Regions from separate parts of the Homo sapiens genome. Here region 1 is linked to region 2. Evidence: read pairs that join two places in POLR2A ChIA-PET (ENCODE). Cell type or tissue: GM12878. All regions are shown on one strand. Each heading gives the region's core, and the rest is flanking DNA. Links, peaks and the distances in the headings are about the cores only. Region 1 has its middle 75 kb from the start of LINC02541. Region 2 has its middle 52 kb from the start of LINC02518.

What was found. ChIA-PET counts read pairs that join two places held together with the same protein. Peaks named below come from ENCODE experiments on the same cell type or tissue, not always from the same donor. Only the 100,000 strongest peaks of a DNase experiment are listed, where the experiment ranks them.
Region 1: POLR2A ChIA-PET joins it to region 2 with 5 read pairs; 2 of 35 experiments call an interaction of 5 or more read pairs at or near these places.

The regions. Positions count from the first base shown.
Region 1 is chr6:113,722,933-113,727,345 of GRCh38, reverse strand. No RefSeq gene overlaps it. Among named protein-coding and RNA genes, the nearest start is that of LINC02541, 75 kb to the right of the region's middle. In GM12878, for the core only: no CTCF peak of the experiment used is centred there; no DNase peak of the experiment used is centred there.
Region 2 is chr6:113,379,431-113,383,843 of GRCh38, reverse strand. No RefSeq gene overlaps it. Among named protein-coding and RNA genes, the nearest start is that of LINC02518, 52 kb to the left of the region's middle. In GM12878, for the core only: no CTCF peak of the experiment used is centred there; a DNase peak (open chromatin) is centred at 1,663.

The sequences.
Region 1 (4,413 bases), core at 77-4,076, 340 kb before region 2:
CAGGAGGCAGAGATCACACCACTGTACTCTAGCCTGGGCTACAGAGCAAGACTCCTTAAAAAAAAAAAAAAAGAAAGAAAGGAAAAGGAAAAGAAACAAAAATGCAAATGCAAATGTGGGAAGGATAGCATAGATTCAGAGAGGGAAATGAGAGGACACAAAAGGCAAACTTACCTTCCTTTGCTATTTGGCTCCAGATCAACCTTATCCCAGTGCGCCCTCCCCATGAGCAAGGGGCCTATATCTCCCCAGCCTCTGCAAGTGGGTGGGTAAGAGGAAATGAGGATGAGCTTATTTCTCACACATTCCACCAACCAGCAAGTCAGGAATGATGGACATTCTTATTTTAGGACAACATACTGTAGTGAAGCTTATTAGTCTTGTGAATTGCACAAACTTCCTGGGGGAAGGAGGAGAGCAGACATTTGGGGTCTACTCTGTACCAGGTACTTCACATGTGCCATTTTAACTAATTGTCACTTATTTATATTTGTTTTGGAATGTTTTTAATTGCACGTGCTCATTATAAAAAGCAATTATATATGACTCCAGTTTACAGATGAAATCACTGAGATTCAAAGAGAGTGAGCAATTTGGTATGTGGTAGAAATTGGATTGGAAACTGAGCTTGACTTCTTTATCAGAAGAATCTCCTAAGTGACTTAGATAAGCTATGGATATTTTAACTTAAGGTGAAAGGAAGGTGTGGACTGAGAGCTCCTTTTGTAGAATGGGAACAATATGAGGCAGAGCAAAGGGCAGTGGAGGAATGGGGACCCCATTGCCCTTAGTCCTTGTGCTGATGGCCAGATGCTACCATCTTCCTGCCTCTTGGCTTTCTTGTGTGTCTGCCCCAGTAACAATGCTTGATTGTTTTGTGGAGTCAAAAAGATAATAGAAAGGGCCTTTTAAAACTGTTAAGTAGGCCAGGCGCAGTGGCTCATGCCTGTAATCCCAGCACTTTGGGGGGCCAAAGTGGGCGGATCATGAGGTCAGGAGTTTGAGACCAGCCTGGCCAACATGGTGAAACCCCGTCTCTACTAAAAATACAAAAATTAGCCAGGCGTGGTGGTGTGCACCTGTAATCCCAGCTACTTGGGAGGCTGAGGCAGGAGAATTGCTTGAACTTGGGAGGCAGAGGTTGCAGTGAGCTGAGATAATGCAACTGCACTCCAGCCTGGGCGACAGAGCAAGACTCTGTCTCGGGAAAAACAAAACAAAACAAAACAAAACAAAACAAAACAAAACAAAACTGTAAATTAGTATATGCTCATACTGCTAGTAATAATGTATAGTGTTTGATGTGTTTAGAGTGCCTAGCAAAAGTGGATGCTTTGGACACCTATTGGGCAGTATGTAATTGATATCTCAAGGGGAGAAAAAAACCCTCAAAAAATAGAGCAGGGGCCAGGTGAGGGGGCTCACACCTGTAGTCCCAGCACTTTGGGAGGCCAAGATGAGAGAACTGCTTGAGGCCAAGTGTTTGAGATCAGCCTGGGCAGCATAGCAAGACCTCCAGAGTCTCTACAAAAAAAATTTGTTTAATTAGCTGGGCATGGTGGTGCATACCTGTAATCCCAGCTATTCGGAAGGTTGAGGCAGGAGATTTTCTTGAGTTCAGGAGTTCGAGGCTGCAGTGAGCTATGATGGCACCACTGCACTCCAGCCTGGGCAACAGAGCAAGCAAAACCCTCTCTCTCTAAAACAAACAAACAAACAAACAAACAAACACAAACAACAATTAAATCAAGCAGTACAATGAAGGGAGCTGGAAGTTGCCAAAGATTTGGATTCCCATACTTACCCGTGTTTCTCTAGTCCTGAATCATCTATCTTTCAATTTGTTCACCAGGTTTTGATGGGATGCTTCTGATGTCAGATGCTAAGTAGGCACTGGCAAGGTGGTACGAAGATCAACAATAGTGATCTCTATCTCAGGATTAGTGAGACAGCCTGCTGGCCAGGAAGGGGTTTTGTGCTTCCCAGGAAGATCTGGGAAGCAGGATCTGGGCCCGGTGGAGCAGGTACCGTAAAATCTTAATCACTGTAAAATCCAAATCAACCACAAAAATGAGTACGTGCAAATAATTCACACCAGGAAAATTCAGTAAGCTTTTAAAAAGACACAGATGATCCCTTTTAAAACAAAGCATTCTTATCCTCAAAAACTGAGATGAAAAAGAAAACAAAGCAACAAAACAAACATACAATGTGGAGCATGTAAGCAGAGCTTCCAAAAGAGTACAATAGGGCAGGAATTGTTTATCTTTGCTTTACTTAAAAGATTTCAACAAAGTTTCTTTGAATATGGAACTGTTTCAATGCTCTTAAACATATGTTCATAGATGAGGAACCACTTGATTGAGAGCATTGTGGGGAAACAGCTAACAATGAGGCACTAGGATTCACTATTAAAAGAAGATCAATCAGTCAAGAAGATAAAGGATTTCTGAGAAGACAATTGAAGTCAATGGGGACAACTGCAATTCCATTCAATGTGTAACAATACAACTTTAGTCAAGTTTCAGTAATTCATTCTTCATTGAAAATGAATTTTCTTGGCTCTGTATAGATGTGAGGGTACATATACGGCAAGCTGGAAGAACTTTCACAAAAATGTTAATATATGTAATTATGGTTTCCCCTAGTTTTAAGTACACAACCACCTCTATAGAATTCTTCATATATTAAAAACCTTTCATATATTGCAACAGATATTTTTGATTCTTGGAATTTGAATTAGTCCCTCCAATTTAAGTTACTGTCTCCTGTTTCCAGCCTTGTGTCATTCCTTCATTTTTGAAGAAATATATCAGATTTCAAAATCTTGCCACTGGGTTGGGAAAGTCGACATGGTCAACTAGAAGGACACTCAATAGGACAATGTTGGTCTTGTTCCACTTGTTCCAGCTCTACCACTATCCAGCTATTTTGGTAATTAATTTATCCTTCTTTCTCTCTCTCTCCCTTTTTTTTTTTTTTTTTTTTTTTTTTTGAGACAGGTTATCACTCTGTCATCCACGCTGGAGTGTAGTGGCACGATCTTGGCTCACTGCAACCTCCACCTCCTGGGCTCAAGTGATCCTCCCACTTTAGCCTCCAGAGTAGCTGCAACTGCAGGCAGGTGCCACCACTCCTGGCTAATTTTCTGTATTTTTTGTAGAGATAGGGTTTCACCATTTGGTCCAGGCTGGTCTCAAGCTCCTGAGCTCAAGCAATATGCCCGCCTAGGCCTCCCAAAGTGTTGGGATTACAGGCATGAGTGCCAGTGCCCGGCCCTTTTCCTCTTAATTAAAATGATAGTATAGGATTTCATAATTTCTAACCATCTGATGTGTTCCAAAATTCTATTCAGTTTACTGTTTCTGTTTTAAAACAATCTATGCTTAGGTATAAATATTAAGCAATTGTGGGTTGCTTAGTATTTATACGTAAGCATAGAACCCTCTTCTTCCAAACAAGTTTCCTAGGAAATACAAATTGAAATAGACAAATAGTAACAGAAGTGGAGTTTTAGGGCTTGCTTCTCTTCTCTTACATTGCTATTTTGCCTATTTTGATTTTTTAACTTCACTCTGCTTTCTCTGAGGCAATGTTATTGTTCTTGCTGCCATGAAATACTTACCATGAGTTCCTTCGTTATTTTACCGGAAAAAAAATACTGAGTACTTGTGTGCCTTCCAAAACCTCTCTGACAGGACTCTAGAAAATTTTACCTTGTTGTCCGCATTGCAAATGGTGCTGTTCAAGGCTCCAGATCTTCGCATGTACTATTGCCTTTCCTGGATATTCTCTGCAACACTCTTCATCCTTAAAGTCAATGGCAAATATCTCTTCTATAAAGCCTGCTGCCGAGAACTTCCACTTTTGCATTCATCACATTGCACTGTAATTGTTTGTTTACACATCTGTTTCCTTAACTAGACATAGAGTTCCCTGAAGTCGGAAATCTTGTCTTGTTCAACTTTGCAGTTTCCTGCTGGCTGCGGAGAAGTCCAGAGCCAGAAAGGTGATCCACCCTAAGAAGTATGTAGGGGAGCTCAAGAGAAGGAGTTTCCTGCTCCACGTTTGCTCCTTCTTCTCCCTCCCTTGGCTTTATCTTTATCTACTTCTAATTCCTGTTATCTGGAAGCATTGTTTATATCTTTGTAAGTCATCTGAAAAAAATATTTAAACAACTTGGAGAGTTTAATAAGAAAAATATTCATCCATGTATTCCTGGGGCTTAACACAGTACTGGTACCTGGATGGTATTAAGATATTAAATAAATGAATGTTTGATAAATGATATGACAAATAGCAACATTTTAATACTACACACTGTCCTGTGAAGTTCATATGTATTAACTCATTTAACATTCCTAACTTAGAAGCAGAAATTATTCTCATTTTCATTGTATGTACAGGTTGAAT
Region 2 (4,413 bases), core at 158-4,157:
GAAACCATACTTCATTATGCAAAAATCTGTTGAATTCATGCTATCCTCTTTGGCAAGTTAATTCATTTTTCTTATCTCTTAATGTGTTTGCCTCCCAAATATTCTCTGCATTTTGAAGCAGTGTGTTTATATCTTCAATGTTGTTGCTACAGTTTGGATGTGTTTTCTCCAAAATTCATGTGTTTAAACTTAATGGCCAACACGATGATGTTAACAGGTGGGGCCTTTAAGAGGTGATTAGGCCTTGAGGGCTCCTGCATCCTGAATGGAAAGGGAGGCTTCCTGTGCTGCCTTCCACCAGGTGAAGACACAGCCTTCCTCCCTTCTGGAAGATGCAGCAAGACACCAAATGCTGGTGCCTTGATCTTGGACTTTTGGCCTCCAGAACTGTAAGAAAATAAATTTCTGTTCCTTGTAAGTATCCCAGTTTGTGGTATTTTGTTATAGAAGCACAAATAGACTAAAGTAGAAGGCAGTGGCACAACCCATACACATTTGAGCACTGCTGCCTTCTGTTTTGAGAACACAGGGCAAGAGAGGTGGTGAAGTGTTTCCCTGGGGCCTGGATGGTATTAGTAAAGAAAGCACAAGTTTAGGGTGCAGGTTCTAGAACTGAGCTCTGCACACTGAGTAACATAGGCGGTCATGTTTTCTAACATGAATTACTTCTGTTGTTTATTATATGCAGAGTTCTTTAAAATACAGGACCCAAAGCAAGAGGCCTTGTCCAAGTTTCAGGACATGTTTTTTGTTTGTTGTTTGTTTGTTTTTACATATGATGCAGAGGGCTTAAGAAATCAGTTTGGGAATTCAAGATACAACCACATTTAGTCAAGACATATTTTAATGATGGATAAGTCAAAACCACTTAAACTTAAATTTCTGTAAAGGAGGAAAGAAAGTTTCCAGTTGCTTTGTAGTTATATATTAATTATCGCTTGATATCTGCAAGGCATTGGTTCCAGCACTCCTGTGGATAACAAAAGTTGCAAAAGCTCAAGTCCCTTAAATAAAATGTATAACATTTGCATGTAACTTGCACACATCCTCCTATATATTTTAAATCATATCTAGATTACTTATCATTCTTAATACATCTAAGTGCTGTGTAAGTATTTACAGTGTGTTTTAAAGTTTGCATTCTTTATTGCATTATTCTTATTTTATTTTCTAAAAATATATTTGATCCATGGTTGGTTGAATAATCTTCAAATGTGGAACCCATGGATATGGAAGGCTGACTGTATATAATTTGCATTTTTAGGTATAATTTACACGCTTTGGAGGTAGATGGGGTTTGTGCAGAGAATGTAGACATTGACAATTAATATTTGCTGATTGATACCAATCAGTTACCTTCCCATTAGAAATGACACTATGTAATCTTGAGAAAATTCTTCTGAGAGAATTCCATAGGTTTTGCAAAATATTTTGTGAAGTCATGTTTCCATTTAATTATTGATAGTTAACTTGATGCTCATTATAGTTATGAATTATAATTCTGCTGAGAAAAAAACATTTTTATGTAAGGGACAAGAAAGGGAAAGGAAGACGAAAGAAACATTCTAGCAAGCCAAATGGCAAAAGTCTGGCAACATGTAATACAGATCTGCCAAATACATCCTGCTGCTTTTCAGTGTGGCCACCTGCCAAATAGCTCTGCATTGCATCCTCAATAGGTTTGACAAGAGGAAGTGAAAAGAGACTCCACTGTAATGCTATGGCTCAATTAATAAACACTCATTCTGGAAACCATTAATTGTTTAAATTGGGTTTCCTGTCTGGTAGAATGTTCAGGCTTGTAGCCGAACAAGATTAGTGCTAATTCTCATTAGGCATTTAAAAATACTTGTTTTAAGGACATCTCTTATTTATTAATTATGTGCTTAGCATCCATATTTTAGATAAAGGGCAAACAAAGTACAAGTCCTAGAGGGCTGAGTTAGTAATAAATAAAGCATAAGAATAAACTGTTCCACATTTAAAAATTCATGATTCTGGGTTCAAACCAAATTAATTTCTTAAGAGTAATGTTTCCTTCAGAGTCCAGTACTCTTATTATTCCTTAAATCAGTTTCATGTATGGTTGCCCATGTTGGCAAAGTAAAACATTCTGCTTTTTAAATATTCCTAAGTTAAGATAAATCTTAAATTAAGGGGGATAAAAGCTTTATAGAACTAGGCACTGTAGAAAAAAAATCAAGAGAAATAGTACTAAGTATCCCAAAGAAATACACAGAATAATAGAAATGTTGAACTTAAAATCATGAACTATGTATGATTATTTAATCCAACTATTAATTTTAGATGTGAGGCAAATGAGGGCTTTGTGATTTCCAGTCCCATATTCCTGTTAGTAAACCTTGATGTTCATCAGAAACATCTAATGGATGATTCATGTGTTTAAAGTATGGTAGCAGAAAGCCATATTTTCAACAGATGACTAAGGTTATTTACAGGCATATGGTCCATGAATCTCACTTTCAGAAACCCTGCAGGACCCAATGTTACTACCCTGAATAGAAGACAGTATTGAATGTTGCAAAGGTTAGAAGGGAGATGATTGACCAGTAAAATGATGGAAATGCAAGAAAATAAGAATGTTAAGATTTTTCAACGCCCACACCCTAAGAAACGGGATTGAAAAGCAGTGACTTCAAGTATAACACCAGAGTTTCCATTTGGATCCTTGAGGTAGGCCACTTCCATTTTCTGTCGGCACCCAACATCATTCTTCCCTCCCTCCTTTATTTACCTCTTTGTGTGTATGTGTACATTTGTTAATATCTGTCTCTCCCTCAATATCATGAACTCCTTTGAAAGGAAAAACTGTCTTACTTTTGCACCTCCTCAATTTTCTTATTTCTAAATGAACTATATGGTTCCTGTCTACTTTGCACTTAATTATCCCATTTTTCCCTCAGTTCTCTTCACATCAGTTAGTGCAACTTTAGGACTAACTTCTTTGTCAATTGCTTTGTGTCCAAGCAGACTTTAGGTTCTGAGTATAAAGTCCATATGTGATACATATCTTTATACCCACCAGAATCTAAGAGAGTGCTTGGCACAGAGTAGGCAGTTTATACTGGAGAGCAGGCCTTTATTGACTGATGAGAATATGTGACAGGATTTGAAATCTTATCCAGCATACACGTTTTGATAGCAGCTACCGAAACAAGGGAATGTTGGAAGGGAACTTAGGATGACAGGAGGAGGGTAAAAGGCAAATTGAGTGACTTTCACGTTTTGAGTCAGTGAGAACCAAAATAAAGGACTGGTTCAAATCCACAGGTTAAACTCAAGGAAATATATATATATATATATATATACAAATTATATATATAATATATATAATATTATATATTATATATGTAAGATATATTATATATTACATATATAATATATACTATATATAATATATAATATATAATATATTTTATATTACATATATAATATATACTGTATATAATATAATATATAATATATTTTATATCTAATATATATTATATATTATATAATATATTATATACATTTATAATATATATTTGTATAATATATATTTATATATTATATACATAATATACATTTATAATATATATTTGTATAATATATATTTATATATTATATACATAATATATGTGTATAATATATATTTTTATATTATATATTTATATATTATATACATAATATATATGTATAATATATATTTTTATATTATATGCATAATATATATGTATAATATATATTTATATATTATATATTTATATATTATATACATAATATATATGTATAGTATATATTTATATATTATATATTTGTATATTATATACATAATATATATGTATAGTATATATTTATATATTATATATTTATATATTATATATTTATATATTTTATACATAATATATCTTATAATATATATTTATATATTATATATTATATATTTATATATAATATATAATATATAAATATATAATATATAAATATTATATTATAATATATATTATGTATATAAATATTATATATAATAGATTGTTAACCAGGAAATCATGTGTAATTTTATTAAACTGCAGTTTAAATCAGTTGTCTAGCAATAATGGATCAGAGATGCAGCAAGATATTTGAAATGGATGAAGTGAAGGGAACTATTGTTTTATGTGAACATTACGTGCCAGGGTCTGGAACATATTTTATATAAACTCCCCAATTAAAGAGAAAAAATGTGGTTTTCTGTTAAGCTATAGATAGTGCAAGGGTGAATACAGCTCTAATGATGATACTCAGATTTAAAAAGATGCGGCAGTTCTGGAATTTCAGTTTTATGGGGCTTTTTTCTCCCTCAATCTTAGAAGATACAATAGAAGACAAACATATTTGTTCATGTTCATTAAAAGAAAGCCTGACAGTGCTGAA